2 separate regions of the Homo sapiens genome follow, and region 2 is linked to region 1. Evidence: read pairs that join two places in POLR2A ChIA-PET (ENCODE). Cell type or tissue: CD4-positive, alpha-beta T cell. All regions are shown on one strand. Links, peaks and the distances in the headings refer to the core of each region. The heading gives the core; the rest is flanking DNA. Region 1 overlaps RPS6KL1 (ribosomal protein S6 kinase like 1). Region 2 overlaps BATF (basic leucine zipper ATF-like transcription factor).

Region 1 (5,370 bases), core at 123-5,122:
TTCAGAACTTGTAACTAAAGTATTTAAAGAAACTGATTTTAAATGCAAATTAAAGGGCAGATATTCTCAAACAGGGTTCCTGTATCTGTTCCTTTTGGCTACTGAGGTGGTACAAGTCCCCAGCACTGTTGCACTGAAATTATTGAAAGCCACTCAAGGTCCTGTTGCTTATTTTGTGAAATCAGAAATCCCTTATGTGGAACTTAACACTCATAATTTGACAGAAGGTAGAACCCTGACTGCCAGCCGGGAAAGTGTTGCCAAAAAGAGTCAACCTCTGTAAAAATATTTGAAGAGATTTATTCTGAGCCAAGTGTGAGTGACTGATGGCCTGTGATACAACTCTTAGGAGATCCTGAGAACATGTGTCCAGGGTCGTCTGGCTACAACTTAGTTTTATACATTTAATACATTTTAGGGAGACATAAGATACCAGTCAGTACATGTAAGATGTACAGTGGTTTGGTCTGGAGAGGCAGGACAGCTCAAGACCTGGGGATGTTGTCATAGGCAGAATCAAAGATTTTCTGATTGGCAATTGGTTGAAAGAGTTATTATCTAAAGACCTGGAATCAATAGAAAGGAATGTCTGGGTTACAGTAAGGGGTTGTGGAGACCAAGGTTTTATGCAGATGAAGCCTCCAGCCAGCAGGCTTCAGAGAAAATAGATTGTAAATGCTTCTCATCAGACTTAAGGAGCCTGTTTTAACAGTAATTCCAAAAGGGAGGGGAGTATAATGAGGAATGGCTGGCTCCCTCTTCCCACCATGGCCCGAACTAGCGTTTCAGGTTAACTTTGGAATACCCTTGACTGAGACGAGGGGTCCATACAGATGGTTGGGGGGCTTAGGATGTTTTTTGTTTTGTTTCCATAAAGCATCATAGTCTCTTAGTGCCCCACCTTCCTTGAGCCTGTCAAGCCATACTCTAGAATAGAGAATTTGGGGTCACCATCTTTGTGAAGCCCTTTCAAAACACCAGTAGACTTGCATTTTTTGTGTGGGCTTACATTATTTCAGTGATGGATTTGGGAGGAGTGGGGGCATCTCATTTCATTTGGATTTGATAGCCTTGTGGACCAAGATGCTCAAGGTCAATACACATGAACAGGTGAGGGTTGATGACCTAGGAGCAGTGGTCAGTGAGCGTGAGTGTACAGGGTGGGTAGCTAACCTAGACTGCAGGTGGCAGGTGTGATGGAGTCCAGGCTTAAACACAGCCTTGTCTTTTCCAGAGTCCCTGTCTGCTGAGCTCTTGCAGTGAGGCCATCCCTCTGTGAAGGTCTGTCACAGGAGGGAAGTGGGTCCCAGAGAGTAGAACTAGAGCTCTAGTAGATAGAAAAACAAATTAGGTTGAATGAAAGGAAGAACAGGATTTGGTGTTAGAAGCTTTAATTTATCTATCTGGTAAACCTGCAAAATAGGCATTATTTACCCCATTTTATCGAAAGGAGGTCGACTGTAAGAGCTGGGACCCACAGTATTCTAAACTCAGGGCCCAACAAAGTGTCAGATGTGTAGCTTTGGGTGGATGAAGCACAGAAGTTCCAGAAGGGACTTGTGCTTCATGAAGCGGTGGTTGGAAGTGGTCCAGCCTGACTTAGGGAGAGTAGCAGAAGGAACACTAACTTGCAACTCTGGCTAGGTTGTGTCCTTAACCTTTTTGAGCTTCAGTTTTCTCAGGAGCTACCGTCTGTTGCAAGGGGTCACTGTGAGGATGAAACTGGTATTCCCCCAGGCACCATGAGCCTCTTCCAAGGCTTCTTCATCCTCTTCCCCACAGAACCTGGTCCTCCCCGACCCCACCCCTTCCCCTGAGGCCCACATGGCATGCTGCTCACCACCAGCCCTGCGTCCTACTTCCTGGCAGCCCCAAGCTCGCTCTTGACTTCACTCTGGAGCTTCTACAGGGGAGCCTTCCAACCTGCCCCAATGAGCCGTGGTCATTGCATGGAAGAAGCGAGAACACCGTAGGCCAGAGCAGGCTTTATTGGGGCCGTGTAAACCCCAGGGAGAGGCAGGACGTGGACCACAGAGAGTCATGTACAGGCTGCGCTTTCACTTGTCTTCTCTGTCTCAGTCTCCTGAAGAGCCCGAGGAAGTCAAGTCTCCCCACCATGAGTGAGGGGTCTGGTCTGACAGTTGGGCCTTCAGAGCCAGGCACGTGGACCGTGTCAGAAGCGCCACCTGGTGGTGACTGGGATGCTGGCAGGGAGGAGCTGAGGGCAAAACTCTAGTGGAAATTTCCCAGGTCGGTCCCACGCCCCGGTGACAGGGTGAACCCTGAGAGGAGCCCCCAAACTGGAGGCAATTGTCTTTGAGGTAACCACTCACCCCAGCTTTTCAGAGACCAGAGGCAAGACATTTCTGGCTAAGAGCCATGGATAGTTGTTCCATGCGTTTTGTGGTTTCTTATCCCAAAAGGGCATGAAGTCACAGTAGGCAGTGACATGGTAAACAGCCAGGGCCTGAGAGGGAGTCCTGATGGGCACACCTTGTCTAAACTGCTTTGGCCTGGAAGCTGAATTGCTGTCCTCTTGCACCCCTGGGGCAGGCTGCCCCTCTTCCCCCACACAGGCCCACTGGGGAGGAGGACTCTTGATTCTGGTTTCAGACTTGCTCTAAGGGGCAGACCCATGCATTCCTTCCTCCCCCCATTACTCTTATTTTCTTCCCCTCCCTTTTGCTCTCCCAAGTCTGAAATCACAAGATAGGGGGCATGGTCAGGAATCGGGGGTGGGGGGGTGGGGGTGGGGGTCATCCTGTCCCCTACCTCATCCCTCCCTGCACAACAGATGGCATCCCTGCTTCTGGGCCTCCCCAGCTGCACGAACAGCTTCTGGTGGAAGAGGCCTACTCGCTGTGTGACTAAGAGGACTAGCCAGGACAGTCTGGTTTGGGTCCACTGAGCCAGTGGATCAGTGTCCTGAGATGAGTCTCCAGAGATGTCCTGAGTGGGGCACAACATGGCAGTGAGTGAGTCACAGAACCTCACAGTAGGGTGCAGCAGGTGGTCAACAGCTCAGCGCCAGTGCCACAGAAGGCAACCTTTAACATGGTGAGTCCACATGCTCAACGGGTCTGTTGACTGATGGGTAGATGGTTCAAGCTGCTTAGCAGGGCAAGCCTTGACTGCCCCCACCTCCAGCTTTTCCAGGAGCTGGCCCTTCCTGGGTGGTGGCCATAATTCTGAGGCCCCAGTGGGAGCCCAGCAGGACAGACAGTGCCCTCCATTCCTCGCCCAAAGCCCGCTGATAGAGGGCCAGCCCTGGGTTGGGTGTCAGGCAAGGAGGAGAGGCGATCCAGACCAGGCCAGCTGCTTCCGTCACCCGCTCTGCCCTCTTACCCCACCAGCTTGCTCCATTGGATGGTACTGAAAAAGGGATGGGACTTGAGTTTGCTGACACCACCTTCTCCCATGCCCAGGCGCCGGGTAGGCTCGAACTGCAGCAGCTGCAGAGAGAGGCCCAGTCAGCTGGGCCACTCCAGCTGTGGAGGCATGGGGTGACCTCCAGGGACTCCAACCACTATGGCCTCTAGGGGGCCTGCTCCCTGGCAGCCTGGCCCACAGAACCCCCATTTTACCCTGGGAACATTGGTGGTGGTTGGCCACCAACATATAGAAATGTGTTGCCCCTACTGCCCTCTGCACCCACATCAGACACTGAGCACGAAGCACACGTGGTTCAGACACAGTTCTGTGCCCCTCCCAGCACCTTCCTCAGGCTAGGCAGCTGCTTCCTCTGGCCGGGCTACACCTCACCTCAGTCAGCAGAGAGGCCGCTGGGCGACTGAGCCACTCGGGCAGCTGGAGCTGGGTGTGGGCCTGGATTCCTGAAGGGTGGCTCTGGGACAGTGCCTGGGAGGACACAGGGAAGGGCCTCTGAGGAGGCAACCCCAGGACCGTCTACACTCCAGTGGCAGCCAGGATTTTTTTTCCCCATGTCACAGCCCATGAGGAGGATGACAATAATGATAGTTGCTACAGCCAGACACAGTGCCTGATGGCTAAGCAGTGCCTTTATGTTATCCACGAAAGGCAAGAAACAGGCCCAGAGAGGTAAAGGGACTTGTGCTGAGTTCAGGGTTTGAACCTAGGTCTCTTGGCTCCAAGCTTGCTAGAAGCAACTATCTTGGGTTGCAATCAGGGCAGGCACTCTTGGGAATAGTGATGGAACTTGTCTCCTTATTTTAAAAATCCACACGGGCTGTTCATTTGGCAGCAGGCCATGGCATGCTACCATCGGGGCCAAGGCAGCGGCGTGGCAATAAAAGAAAATAGGACCTCTCCACACCCCAGAAAGGCACAGCTTTGAGGAGCAGAGGGTCTGTCTGGAGGGAAGTATGAGCTTCCAGGAACCCCCAGGAGGAAGGCCAAGAGCTCTGGGCTGGAGAGGTGGGAGGAGACAGGAAAAGAGAGAGCCACTCTGGGGGAAATTGCAGCCAGGACTTTCGGGACCCCGTGCCATGGGACGAAAGCAGGAGGGAGCCTGGATGGACTGGTCAGCTCTGGACTTCAGTTCACGCTGCATCCATTTCGGCTATTTCCTGCTCAAATGCAATTTGGCCTCCCCCTTGCTGCCTACATAACTGGCCTCAGTTGCAGTGTTCAGCTCATGAGGGGAGGACAGAAGGCAGAGCCATCAACTGTTCCCAAGAGTGCCTGCTCTGATTGCAACCTGCAAACACAGGTTCCCGGAGTGTTTGCAGGGGGATCTTTTGAGCTCTTGGCTGACCCAGGCTGGACAGGGCAGCTGCTTGCCTGGGTGAAAGAGCCCCTCTCTCCCATCCTCCAGCTAAGGTCTGGGGGTGACAGCCAACGAGGTCATGGGTGGGAGGAGTGAACAGCGGGCTCAGGATGATTGAACAGCCTTCCAGGGAAGAAGGGCTGTGTCACATTCCGCGCTTCCTCCAAATCTGACACCACCTGGGCCCAGGCTCTCTGGCAGAAACCTTCCCTGACCATCCCACTCTACTCGTATTCATAGAAGTTGACAGTCTCCTTAGCTATAGCCAACTAATGTGTTGGGAGTGCTAAGTGTGTCCCTGGCTTCGGGGGCAGTTGTGCTGGTAGGACAGCCAGGCAGTCTCTGCCCAGACTGGCTGGATGGACTAAGCCTGGCCCATCCCACACTCAGTGGCACCCACCAGGGCACTACACCCAGCCCAGCCACTCACCATTCCCGTCAGCAGTTCATACAGTAGAGACCCAAAGCTCCACCAGTCACAGGCTTCCGTCAGCTCGGAAATCCCACCCACCTCTGTGGGAACAAGAACACAGGTGTCCCAGCCTCACCTAAGAGGGCCTCTTCCATTCTCCTCAGCCTACCCAGACACCACCCACCCGCTCTGTCATTCTCAGACTCTGGGC
Region 2 (5,370 bases), core at 306-5,305, 640 kb after region 1:
TTAACTTCTCTGTTCCTCTGTTTTTCCTCTTCTGTAAAACGGAGATAATATTTTCTACCACACAAGTTTGTTGAAAATATCAAATGTAATGATAACCATAAAATACTTAAAAGAGTGATTGGCACACGGAAGTATTCAATAAATGTTAGTTATTGGCCAGGCATGGATGATTCACGCCTGAAATCCCAGAACTTTGGGAGGCTGAGGCAGGCGGATCACTTGCGGTCAGAAGTTCAAAACCAGCCTGGCCAACATGGTGAAACCCCGTCTCTACTAGAAATACAAAAAGTTAGCCAAGTGTATTGGCGGGCACCTGTAACCCCAGCTACCCAGAAGGCTGAGGTGGGGAGAATTGCTTGAACCAGGGAGGCAGAGGTTGCGGTGAGCTGAGATTGCACCACTGCACTCCCAGTCTGGGCAACAGAGAGAGACTCTGTCTCAAAAATTAAATAAACAAATAAATGATAGTTAAGTTAACCTAGGCTATTTTTTTAAAAAAATTTTGGTTTCTATCCACCTTTTTCGTATAAATTGAGCCAGGTTACACCTTAGACCTATTAGATCAGAATCAGGCATCAGGATTGCTAAAGCTCCCCAGGGGACCCCAGTGTGTGGATGAGGTTGAGAATCATTGTTTTGGTCCAGTCTTTCCATTTTAAAGTGAGGCAACTGGAGCTGAATAGGGAAATCGAGTCACTGAGGATCACCCAGCCAGGACCAGGGCCCAAGTTCCTATTCCCATTTACCGCTGATGGAGCTCACCGTGGTCATGAGTTCAGGACCTGGCTCTGTGTCTGGAGGAAGGTCTGGCCTCGAGTCAGCCCTTGTCCAGAATATCTGGCCAGGTGACCCCCTCTCCATGCAGCCCAGGAGGCAGATGGTCAGCTCTATGATTGGAAGAATGTGAGTGACTCAGGGATCTTGTGTTGTGTTGTGTTGTGTGTGGGTCACCAAAACCGAGACCCAGCTTTCTCCTGGGAGACAACAGGGTAGCCAAGGACTTATTTTTTTGTTTTGTTTTGTTTTGTTTTTTGAGACAGAGTCTTGCTGGGTTGCCCAGGCTGAACTACAATGGTAAAATCTTGGCTCACTGCAACTTCTGCCTCCCAGGTTCAAGTGATTCTCCTGCCTCAGCCTCCGGAGTTGCTGGGACTACAGGCATGCGCCACCACGCCCGGCTAATTTTTGTATTTTTTGTAGAGACAGGGCTTCACCATGCTGGCCAGGCTGGTCTTGAATTCCTGACCTCAAGTGATCTGCCCACCTCAGCCTCCCAAAGTGCTGGGATTACAGGCGTGAGCCACAGCACCTGGCCAACTTTCTAGTGTTCTCGGGAGACCTTTGCCCACTCAAGTCTCCAGTCTCTCGGGGGAAGCAGTCAGTGTGAGAGAAGGAACACAGGGCCCCGAGCCAAGCCCTGCTCTGCGCCTCCCTCGCGGGCAATGAGTCTTTGCATCAAACACTCAAAGTTTCTGAACTTCTGAGAAAACAAGTGCCTTGAGGTGAATCCTATAGCACAGCTGTCACCAGCCTGTGGTCATTTTGGAGGGTATGTGGCATAGGTTTGTCCCAGGGTCTCAGTTGTCCTCATCTGTAGAGTGGGGATAATAACAGCTGACCTTCCCTATCCCACACAGAGCGTTATTGTGAGGAGTCTGATGGACCTGGATGAATTCTGAATAGGAGAAAGATGGGTACATGGATGCCCAAATGCAGGCTCACCCCCACCCCTCTCAGTAGCAGAAGACATGCATATGGGAGAAGCTGCATTTCCTCCCAGCCTCACTGTGCTCTAGGTGTCCAGCCCTCATTGTTAGGGGATGTCACTGTTGTACCTCTGGATAAACAGCTGCTCTCATGCCACCTTTGCCAGTTGTCCCTTCAGCTGGGCGAGCCCTTTCCAGGGCATGACTGCCCCAAGGAGGGCCAGAGGGGACTGGGCAATAGCAGGGACATGGAGGGACGAGGCCCCAGATCAGCCACTTCCTCCTGCAAGGGAAGTCAAACCCTTTCTCTCATAAGTGTCAGGCTGGCTGCACGGTCCCTGGGCTGGCAGGGCAGGTTTCTTGGGGGCCCTAGCAGGAAGCACTCTTGCTTCCCAAGGTAAAGACAAGTTTCTTATCACTGGCGGTGGTTTTCTGGTTAGAGGCAGCAGGCAGCGGTTACAAACTTTGCCTAGAGCTCTGGGATCTGCAAGCCAGGGAGGGGGAGGCAGACGACAGAGCTAGAGTGAGCTCAGCAGAGCTTGCTTAGGGAGGAAGGACCCGCTGTCACTTCCCGAAAGCTGGGCCAGCCTCTAGGCGGGGAGAAGGTCAGAGTGGCCCTCCCTTCTGCCTCGGGGTTTGCCCAGGCTCTTCAGAGCACAGAATTTACAGTAAATGTTGTCACCAGTGGAAACTCTCAGAGGGGGCGAAGAAAAGGGCTAGAGGAAGGAGCCAGGACTCCCGGCCCCCAGTTCCCGTCTTACCAACACCCCCTAGTCTCATCGTGTTGCTTGATCTTACCTTTCGGTAAAGAGGGGATGCCCTCCTTCTGGGATGTGCCAGGAAATACCCAAATGGTAAAATGAATGAGCCGGCCACACCTTGCAGAAGGCAGGGCTGTGACTCCATCATCGTGGCTCTTGATAACTCCTCTGCCCCGTTTTAGAGGGGCTTCCTTTGTACTGACCTTGGCACACTTTCTAGCTCAGAGCCCCATTCAAGAAATGCCAGGTTGAGGCTGAGCATGCTTGTGTCTGTCCTTCACAGATGATGGAACCTGGCTTGATGAGCAAGGCCATGTTGGTATATGCTTCTCTGCCATTTAGAAAGACCCCCCCCAGGATGTGGGGTTTAAGATGATTGACAGTATAACCGATTAACCTCATTAGCCTACAGCTCATGCACCTGATGGATTCGTTAGGGCAAATTTTATTTTATTATTTTATTTTATTTTTTGAGAGAGGACCTCACTCCATCAGTGAGGCTGGAGTGCAGTGGCATGATCATGGCTCACTGCAGCCTCCAACCCCTGGTGCTCCATAGCTAATTTTCTTTTATTTTTATTATTGTAGATACTGGGTCTCAATAATGTTGCACAGGCTGGTCTTAAACTCCTGGGCTCTCAGGAGGTAGAGGTTGCAGTGAGCTGAGATCGCACCATTGTACTCCAGCCTGGGAGACAGAGCAAGACTGTCTCAAAAAAAAAAACCCAAAAAACCAAAAAACTGCTGGGCTCAAGCGATCCTCTCACCTCGGCCTCCCAAAGTGCTGGGATTATAGGTGTGAGCCACTGCACCCAGCCTATTTAGGGCAAATTTTAAATGTCAAGTTATCTTACATCTGCTCACCACCCACCCTATTTTTGAGTTACCTTCTTCATTCCAGCAGATGATGTCATAAGTCTGTCAGTCAACAAACATCTGAGTTCATACTATGTGCCAGGCATTGAGCCAGGCATTAACAAATAGGCATTTAATAAGTGCTTGAATAATTAAAACAAATTTAAAATAATATTTAACTAGTGCTTTCCAACTTGCCTGATCATTAGAATGACCTGTGGCACTAGTTAAAAATCCAAATTTCACTCCCTAGTAGTCTAGTGGCTAGGATTTAAAAAAAAAATTATTATTATTTTTTTAATTCAGCTCTGCAGCCAGGCATGGTGGCTCACGCCTGTAATCCCAGCACTTTGGGAGACCAAGGTGGGCAGATCCCCTGAGGTCAGGAGTTCAAGACCAGCCTGGCCAACATGGTGAAACCCCGTCTCTACTAAAAATACAAAAACTAGCCAGGCGTGGTGGTGCCTGCCTGTAATCCCAGCAACTCGGGAGGTTGAGGCAGGAGAACTGCTTGAACCTGGGAGGCAGAGGTTGCAGTGAGCCAAGATCACACTACTGCACTCCAGCCTGGGTGACAGAGTGAGACTGTCTCAAAAAAAAAAAAAAAAAAAAAAAAATTCAGATCTGCAGACTTCACTCCGCAAATCCCAAAACCACTGATTCACATTCCTAGATTTTAGGATGGGCCTGAAATTCTATTCTTAACAAGCCTTCAAATTAATTCTCATGATATGGCAAGTTTGGGAAATACTGACCTAATCCAAATAGATTTAGAAAGGTAAGACCTGGTCTCCAAATATCAGGTTGCCTTTTGAACTGAAATTTTTTTTTTTTTTTTTTTTTTGCATCTCCAATGATATTTGCCTTTCCTCTGTGGTTACCAATGCTTAGCAGAGAAAGTCTGTTTGGTTGAGTCGAATAATGTAAACCTTAAAATTATACCGGAATTGCGATCTCCTGGGCTTTCTGAGGATGGGATTGCTTTTCCATAATTGCTAATTACCAGATTGCAATTGTTGATTAATTAATGATGTGATCAGAAATCAGCACTTCTTAGCAGGCATTTTTCTGATTAGCATGTATTTGATGGTTCCCCCAAGCAACAGGGAAAAGAGTTTCCAGAAAAAAGAGAAGCTCACAGGCTTGGGACACCCCCAAAATACCGTCAGAATGCTTTCTGGTAGGCCGGACAGGGTGGAACAAAACGTTGTAGCAGACTTTGACCATTTAGTATTTATTTATTTCATTTTTATTTTTATTTTTATTTTTGAGATGGAGTCTTGCTTTGTCACCCAGGCTGGAGTGCAGTGGCATGATCTCGGCTCACTGCAGCCTCTGCCTCCTGGGTTTCAGCAATTCTCTTCCCCGAGCCTCCCGGGTAGCTGGGATTACAGGTGTGCACCACCACGCCTGGTTAATTTTTTTTTTTTTTTTTTTTTGTATTTTTAGAGACAGGGTTTCACCATGTTGGCCAGGCTGGTCTCGAACTCCTGACTTCAGGTGATCCACCCACCTCCGCCTCCCAAAATGCTAGGATTATAGGCATGAGCCACCGCACCTGGCCCCATTTACTATTTATAAAGACCCTGAGCATTCTAGAATCTGGGTGCAGTAGACAAGTATCCAGTGACTTTATTTGTAAGACGAAATGCAGACACCGGGAGCTTTTGGAAAACACGTGGCATAACACAGTGGAAAAGAGTGAAACTGGTGTAAGACGTTCTCACAAACGACCTTCCATTTCCTTAGGCTCTGGCCTGCCAGCTGCTTTCCCTTGCTGTATTCCCGCCACCTCCCACCCACACACCCTCACAGAGACCCCTACATGCATACACGCAGAGGAACACACTCACACACACCCCTCTATCAGGTTGAACCATATGAAATTGCTTTTTTGCCGGGAGGAGAGATGTAGTCTTGCTGTGTTGCCCAGGCTGGAGTGCAGTGGCTCAATCTCGGCTCACTGCAACCTCTGCCTCCCTGGTTCAAGTAATGCTTCTGTTTCAGCCTCCTGAGTAGCTGGGACTACAGGCGCACTGCCACACCCA

Evidence for each region. ChIA-PET counts read pairs that join two places held together with the same protein. Peaks named below come from ENCODE experiments on the same cell type or tissue, not always from the same donor. Only the 100,000 strongest peaks of a DNase experiment are listed, where the experiment ranks them.
Region 2: POLR2A ChIA-PET joins it to region 1 with 8 read pairs; 1 of 35 experiments calls an interaction of 5 or more read pairs at or near these places.

Annotation. Positions count from the first base shown.
Region 1 is chr14:74,903,673-74,909,042 of GRCh38, forward strand. It overlaps RPS6KL1 (ribosomal protein S6 kinase like 1), which reads right to left. Exons shown (of 12, transcript NM_031464.5): 10 at 5,178-5,260; 11 at 3,763-3,858; 12 at 279-3,452. The coding sequence ends at 3,342. It overlaps DLST (dihydrolipoamide S-succinyltransferase), which reads left to right. Exons shown (of 15, transcript NM_001933.5): 15 at 1-71. Among named protein-coding and RNA genes, the nearest start is that of RPS6KL1, 17 kb to the right of the region's middle. In CD4-positive, alpha-beta T cell, for the core only: CTCF peaks have their summits at 2,189 (motif pointing left), 2,393 and 3,600; a DNase peak (open chromatin) is centred at 2,179.
Region 2 is chr14:75,540,649-75,546,018 of GRCh38, forward strand. All of the region lies in intron 2 of BATF (basic leucine zipper ATF-like transcription factor), which reads left to right. Among named protein-coding and RNA genes, the nearest start is that of BATF, 21 kb to the left of the region's middle. In CD4-positive, alpha-beta T cell, for the core only: no CTCF peak of the experiment used is centred there; DNase peaks (open chromatin) are centred at 1,433, 2,273 and 2,793; H3K4me3 peaks cover 1,066 bases; H3K27ac peaks cover 3,952 bases.